3 separate regions of the Homo sapiens genome follow, and all the other regions are linked to region 1. A link is a loop called in an ENCODE intact Hi-C map of the cell type or tissue named here. Cell type or tissue: A673. All regions are shown on one strand.

Region 1 (2,500 bases):
GGAGAAGCCGCGAAGATAACTCAGGGCTGCTTTGAACATTTGAACCAAGGGCACTTCTGAAGCCAAGGGGTTGGGCGGCAGCATTGATTTTTAAGTTCATCACAGCTACAGCCTCAGATGTGGACTGTGCTGAGGGACCCAGGATCTGAACTCCTCACGGAGGCTGGTAGAAGAAATCTCCCAGGCTGTCTTTGCTGGGGACCATAACCAAAACTCTCTCCCCAAGATTTAAAAAAAAAAAATTCAGCCCTCAGAGTCCCAAGCAGGCCCTGGGGCTGTCACGAATTTCTGTGTAGTCCTTTCTGTGAAGTTCTTGGCTCTTCCCCAAGCCATGAAACCACTCCCAGAACTGGGTCAACAGAAATCATCCAGAGCAGAGAGCCAGCCACTACCTTACCTACTCAGGAGGCTCTGCAGAGGGCCAGGGCAGTCGGAGCCCTGTCCCACCAACAGTCTTGCTGTGGGACAACCATGTCCCACCAGCAGTCTTGCTCCCTTCTCCTTCGGCATTATACCCAGGGTGTGACTGGCTCCCAGCCTATGGGAAAGATGGAACTTTTTCACGGGTTTCTGGCTGAGAAGCTGCAGACATCCGAGGGACGTGCCTTCTGAGCCAGCTGCCCCAAATGGCCAAGCAGTCTCTCAACAGCAGTGCCCATTAGCTAATGCATATAACACATCTGGGGATGGGTGCACCCCATCTGTACTTCCCACCAAATGGCTCTCAGGTTGAGGAACCGTCTGTGTATCTCTAAGGAGGCATGTTGCCAAGGACCCTACCGTGGTACCAGCATTGTCCACTGAGGCCGAAGCCATTTCTCCAAGTTCATGCCTGCCCTTTGCCCTTGGAGGAGTCAGTGGAGCTGGGGACTGAACAACAAAGGACTTCAGGTTGGGACTAATGGACCTGCAGGTGCCCTGAGATTGGGGGAGTTATGACAATCGTACTTTCTTTTCTTCTTAATTTATTTTTATTTTATTTATTTTTATTTATTTATTTATTTATTTATTTTTTGAGACGGAGTCTTGCACTGTCGCCCAGGCTAGAGTGCAGTGGTATGATCTCAGCTCACTGCAACCTCTGCCTCCCAGGTTCAACCAATTCTCCTGCCTTAGCCTCCCAAGTAGCTGGGATTACAGGCATGCTCCACCACACCTGGCTAATTTTTGTATTTTTAGTAGAGACAGGATTTCACCATGTTGGTCAGGCTGGTCTCGAACTCCTGACCTCAGGTGATCCACCCACCTCAGCCTCCCAAAGTGCTGAGATTACAGGCGTGAGCCACCGCGCCTGGCCGATAATCATGCTTTCTTTTGCCCTCACTGTCGGAGATTTGGACTTACTGCCAGAAGCATCCTTCCAGCATCCAGCAGAAACTCGAAGATGCTTTTTCCTGAGAACCCAGGTAAAGAAGGAGGTCCCCTTTATGGTGTAGTCACACTACCCCCTGCTGGACAGAAGGCAGCATGGCGATGAGGGCCTGCAGTGCCCAGCATCCATGGATATTTGCCAAGTGTCGTGGGCAAGGTATTAGACACACAGTAAGCACTCAGTAACAGTCACTTATTGTTATCGTTTAGTTGCTGTTGTTGTCATAGAGTGAGGACCACCACAGAAGATCAGAGAAAGAAGTTACTGTGAGGCAGAGGGTCGCTATCGCCTTCTGGGCTCTGCCTCTGGCTGTCTATCCCAGGGGAGATGTACGCAGAGCTCTTGAGGGGAAGAAGCTGCTTATGGGCCATCATCACCTACAAGGGCACCTCCCACTTCCACAGACGGGCTCCGATCACCTGGGCCCCAAACGCCCTTGAACTAGCCTCTGTGTTGCCAAGTTCTTTCTGCCCGTGTTCCCTGAGCAGACCCTCTGCAACCTCAGCTGGTCCCCGCACTGCAAACATTTGCTGATCTATTCAGCTCAATTTAAGCTGCAGCAGACCGAAACCTCAAGTGAGCTAACATGACCTTGCTGTTTTCATTTTCATCGAGATAAGAAAATGCCAAGATAAGTAATTGTCAGAGTTAATAATTTAAAAATGCAATAGACCTTGTAATTAAAAATAAGCTGAAGGAGGCCACAAAGTGATTGTAATAATGTTTCAAGGGCCAATCACACAAAACCCTCCTCTGGCTGTGCCAGGAGAGCTGGAAGGAAAGAATCAAACTCTTGGAGGCTCTGAGCAGTTTATGTACCAGGAAAATCCTTTTCTTAAAATCTGGTCCATCAGAAAGCTTTGGATACATTTATCCAATACTGGCCACACCTTCATGAATTTTCCCTACTTATTCATGTATCTTTTCGTTTGTTTGTTTGTTTGAGACAGAGTCACACTCCGTCACCCAGGCTGGAGTGCAGTGGCCCGATCTCTGCTCACTGCAACCTCCGCCTCCCGGGTTAAAGCGATTCTCCAGCCTCAGCTTCCCAAGTAGCTGGGATTATAGGCACCCACCACCGCACCTGACTAATTTTTTGTATTTTTAGTAGAGATGGGGTTTCACCAT
Region 2 (2,500 bases), 390 kb before region 1:
GAATATTTATAGATTAAGGCACAAATATCAAAAAATAAGATAGAATGATGGAAGATTTAACTGCCTAAAGCAAGGACCCACTTCTAGACACCAGCATCATTAGAGACATTCAAGGAGGGCTGAGGAGGTAAAGGGTTGCTTCAGCCTTTACTCTAATTTTCCCCACCTTCCCTCCTGCCCTCCACTTTCCTCTCTCCCCCATCTCCTTACTGACATCTGACTCTACTGGTCCATAATTAACAAGTTCTATACCTTAGTACAAAACAGGGATTGAAAACTCAAATGTCTATGGAGGCCACACAAGTAATTTAAGGAGCATGGGTCTTCTGGAATTTCTACTTGGTCATATTTATTCTACAGAACTGTATCTAACACACTTAGTCTCGCTATGAGGAATGCACTAGGGAGTGGTGAGGACTGTGGAAAAGCAGGAGAGCATGTATTCCCTTCAGAGACACGGCTGCTCTCACCCAAGCCTGTTGCTGCCATGAGGTCATGTGGGCCCAGGGTTATCAAAGCATTTTGCTTTCCAAGATCATCTGTATATTTGGATATTTGAATCTGTTGGTAAAATGCCCTTATTTTCAAACGATGGCAACTCATTCATATTGAAATATTTTTATGTTTACAAAAAACCTCTGCAGGCCAAGATGGTATAAATCAAAATATGGCTGCAGGCTGAATCTGGCCCACGAGCCACCAGTTTGAGACCTGTCATATGAAACAAATATGGAACAGAAATCGGGCTCAAGGGTCTTAGGAGAAACCTGTCTTACTTTTCTTATGAAGAGGCAGACAGGCTTGGTGAGTTTCCAGGTAGGAGATGATGTGGCTCAACGAAAGTTCAGCTGTTCTTTCAGGACCCAACGTGACTTTGGGGGTATTCATAAAGAAACAGGGGATGAAGCCCTAACAGTGGGTGTTCTAAGAATTAGCAGCAGATAGGAGAGATATATGTGTGCAAGTCTTTTCTGGACACTTGCACATGGTAGAAGAGCCACAGAATTCTCAACTGTAGGGTTCAGGGCAAGCGACCTCTGGGTAAAGTCTCCTGGTCCTGCGGTTCCCTGTGCTCCAACTGCAGCGGCTACTTAGTCTCTTGCCATCAGGTCTCTGGGCCTGGAAAACGTAACTCTCCCTCTGACCTCCAGGGGGCGCGGGAGAGAGGGTGAGTCCCGCGGTACCCGGAACCCACAGTCTGTATCAAGAGGGAGGAAGCCTAGGCTTGTCCAAGACTAATAGCCTGGACCAGCATCTTCCCCTCTTTTCCGAGGCATGGCAGCATCTTCTCAGTGTCTTGTCTCGGACGTTTCTTTTCCATTTCCCTCTGTCCTCCACATGTTCCCCTCCCATCAAGCACAGCTATGGATGCGCCTGCTCTTCCTAAGCTTTTCAAGGACTGTCCATTTAGAAGTGACCTTGCAGACTTGCCTTAGAGCTGAGAGTCCTCAGGACAAGGGTCCTAGCAAAGCTACAGTAGCAAGACACAGGGACATCCCACCACAAAGGAATGAATATTTAGGTACAGTGAGGTCAATAAATAAGTCACCAACTTACTGAAACGCCCAGCAAACCAAATCACAAATCCTTTCAAAGCTGTGTCTTCTCATTTCTAAAACAGAATATCACACTATCTGGCTACATTGGACTATTGTGAGTGTTAAAATAAGTGAACTTAGCATAGCATATGGCATATGGTGGAGGCTTTAATAACAACAGTTGTCATCATGTGCCCCCTCCCATATAATCTCCGATCCCCTAAGGCAGGAAAACAAAACACTTAGAAATAACTTAAACGAAAGTCAAAACATAGAACTTAACTAGAAAACTCAGTTAGCCAGGACCCCCATCACTAGGATATGGCGGCTAAGTCTCTGGGATATGTTGGACACTGTGCCACCCTACAGAGAAGGGAGAACCTGGACTCAGGGGTGGGAGGCAAGGAAAGGAAGCAAGAAAAACAACCCAGAGAGCCCTGAGAACTAAGAGCACTGGCTTAGAGCCCCAAATCCCTCCTCTGCTACTCACTAGCCCCCTGGGACCTCAGGCACGTCACTGTACCTGTTCAAGCCTACCTCATCTATACAAATAAGGGGTGACCCTGTGGGGCCTTTGATCTGGAGTTGGATCATTTGGATGATTCCATGAATGGTAGAGACTAGAAGCAAGCCCGACCTTGCAAGGAGGGAATGGTCACCGCCATGCCCAGCATTCAGGCAGGCTGCTTGGTGGACAGAGTGCAGTCGTGAAGACTGGCTACGCAGCTGACCTTTGGGAAATCCAGACAGAGAGCCTGGGGAGATGGGGGGGAGGTGCCTGGACCACAGTGGTGGGCACATCTAGTGCTCTCTCAAGTCATCTACATGGGCCTCTGCTGCGGGTAGCATGTTTCTCGCTATATTTCAAATGTCTCTGATCCATGACACTCGCGTCCTAATGGATCCTGCTGTCAGCAATGGATGAGCATTGAGCTAATAGATGTCAAACAGCATTTACATTT
Region 3 (2,500 bases), 830 kb before region 1:
TTTTATCGGGCCTGTTCACTAGTGTGTCTGGGTTTACATCCTTCAAGGGCGAGATGGACTATTAGATTTGGAGTCCTGGATCAGTTGAGGGAGAGAAAGCACTGCAAGTACTTTATCACAAGTAAGCAGACCTTTACTCACCACATACTGGAGGTCTCCCATTTTTTTTTCTACATGAACTTTAAAATGTATTTTAAAATATCTATTATTTAAATTAGACTCAGCTAATGCTTGCAGAAGAGAAAGCTGGAAACAGATGGTCTTGGAAGACCAGTCAGTGGCCCAGCTTCCAGGATGTAAATCCCAGCAAAGGATTTCTAAGGATGAGCTGGGTCAGTATATATTCCACAAAAGGATGGTTCCAGTTATAGGGTACCTTTCAGGAGTGCCAGTGGGGAGCTTTGTAGGACCCGTGTAAGGCTGCCATGAGGAGCCGGTGAGCTGTCTGGGTTAGGAAAGTTGAAAGGGCCCATGCAGTGGTAAAGGAGGCCGCAGCATGAGTGAAGGTCTTTCCTCTGTGACTGGTCCTGTCCTTGTCTTCTACATCCCACAACTGAAGGAGGGACTCTGCCTGGGTTACAGCTGCCTCCGTGCAGCCCGGCAAGAAGCAGGGAATGGAGAAGGCGCTCAGTGAATACTTGAAGGCAGAAATGCAGTATTTTACTGTTTTCTATTATTTTCAATGAGGGGAAAAACGGTAAAACTCTTTTTGAAGTCATCAGACCTTCCATTTTTGGGGATGAGGAAAGAGTCTCACAGAACGGGTGGATGGCAGAGCCAAGAATTTTAATGCCAGCTGTTTTGAAGAGTGCTACTTTTCTGGAAAGTTGTATGGCTAGACTATGGGGCTTTTGCCTTCCAAGAAGTCGCCCTGAGTGTAGCATTAGTTGGAGTAACACTCCCTAAGAATCTGACGTTCCCCTCCGGCCAATTCTGATTTGGTCTTGTGTGAAATCGCAGTGCTTGTGTTGCCACATGGGGGCGCCATCGCTCTTCCTTTGCCGTGGTGGTTGGTTCCGTGCGTAGATCAGACTTCACTCCTTGAGGAGTCCCAGAAGTTTGGAGAACACAGACGGCCACCTCCTCTCCTTCTGGGTAGCTAAAAGCAAAATAAGTATGGTTTAACAGAGTCCTCAAGCTAGCAAGCAGGGGCTCAAGCAAGAAAGTAGGCCTTTTGCTACTAATCTCTTAGGTCCTTACCACCCAAAGTATGACATCACTGTTAAAAAGAAGAATCTTGGACTGCTCCCAGACCTCAGGTAGATCCCAGCCCAGTGCTTCTCAGTATACCTGGGGATCTTGCTAAAATGCAGATTCTGATTCAGCAGGTCAGAGTGGGGCTGAAGAGTCCATTTTTTTTCTTTTCTTTCTTTCTTTTTTTTTTTTGATGGAGTCTCACTCTGTCACCCAGGCTGGAGTGCAGTGGCGCGAGCTCAGCTCACTGCAACCTCTGCTGCCCGGGTTCAAGCGATTCTCCTGCCTCAGGCTACCAAGTAGCTGGGATTACAGGTGCCTGCCACCACGCCCGGCTAATTTTTGTAGTTTTAGTAGGGATGGGGTTTCACCATCTTGGCCAGGCTGGTCTTGAATTCCTGACCTCGTGATACACCTGCCTTGGCCTCCCAAAGGGCTGGGATTACAGGTGTGAGCCACCATGCCCGGCGAAGAGTCCATTTCTATCAAGTTCCCAGGAGATGCCTATCATGGACTGTGCTTTGACTGAGAAAGACAACCTATAGGAGCCTCAGTTCCTTCGCCTGTAAAACGGGGGTAACACCAGGCCTGTCCGGCATGTGAGATGATGCATGCGGAAGGCACTGAAGACAGGAAGAACAAAGGTATTGCTCACAACAGGTGTGCAACTTGCCCTTTAAAGTGCAGAGTAGCTGACCCAGACATAAGTAGTCCGAGTTACCATAGCCTCCTGGCCTTTCTTGTCCTTACCCCACCAGGAGCCCAGGCTCCAGAGGAACAAGGTAGAAAGTCAACCTAAGAACCAAAGATGTACCGCCCTCCCGTGTGACATGGTCATAGTCCCCGGATGGGGAGGGAGTGCTGCTTCCTGCCCCTGGGGTGACACGTGAATCCATCCCACCTGGATGGAGGAACGGAGGTCCCTCTTTCCTTTTGACTTGAGCCAGTCCAATGGACTCAGCCTCGTGTGATCCTATTAGTAGCTTCAGCAAGGAGCAGGAACAACACACTGACCCCTGTTCAAGGTGGAGTTCTGTAGCTGTGGGTAGAGACTCCTAGAAAGCAGCGATTTGCCTCTGAATCCTGGACATCTGCTGTAGAAAAGTGAGGAAGAGCTTCAGAATGCCTGGGCTCCGTGTGAGGCTCCTGAGGCCCAGTTTTATTTCCTTGCCTAACTTGTGGTGGAGAGGCCAAATATGCATGGCATAAAAGAGACAAGAAGGCCGGGTGTGGTGGCTCATGCTATAATCCCAGCACTTTGGGAGGCTGAGGCAGGTGGATTGCCTGAGGTCAGGGGTTTGAGACC

What was found. Peaks named below come from ENCODE experiments on the same cell type or tissue, not always from the same donor. Only the 100,000 strongest peaks of a DNase experiment are listed, where the experiment ranks them.
Region 2: it touches region 1 in a loop (5-fold over the local background); 16 of 110 quality-filtered maps call a loop at or near these places.
Region 3: a loop joins it to region 1, with 6 times the contacts of the local background. A loop is called at or near these places in 25 of 110 quality-filtered maps.

Annotation. Positions count from the first base shown.
Region 1 is chr5:133,942,997-133,945,496 of GRCh38, forward strand. All of the region lies in intron 3 of LOC105379182 (a long non-coding RNA gene), which reads right to left. Among named protein-coding and RNA genes, the nearest start is that of C5orf15, 24 kb to the right of the region's middle. In A673, a CTCF peak has its summit at 1,480 (motif pointing left); a DNase peak (open chromatin) is centred at 1,445; H3K27ac peaks cover 551 bases.
Region 2 is chr5:133,551,963-133,554,462 of GRCh38, forward strand. All of the region lies in intron 3 of FSTL4 (follistatin like 4), which reads right to left. Among named protein-coding and RNA genes, the nearest start is that of FSTL4, 59 kb to the right of the region's middle. RefSeq lists a silencer at 1,077-1,156. In A673, a CTCF peak has its summit at 1,142 (motif pointing right); a DNase peak (open chromatin) is centred at 1,169; H3K27me3 peaks cover 218 bases.
Region 3 is chr5:133,110,417-133,112,916 of GRCh38, forward strand. It overlaps LOC105379178 (a long non-coding RNA gene), which reads right to left. Exons shown (of 3, transcript XR_948792.2): 3 at 652-1,099. Among named protein-coding and RNA genes, the nearest start is that of HSPA4, 60 kb to the left of the region's middle. In A673, a CTCF peak has its summit at 964 (motif pointing right); a DNase peak (open chromatin) is centred at 995.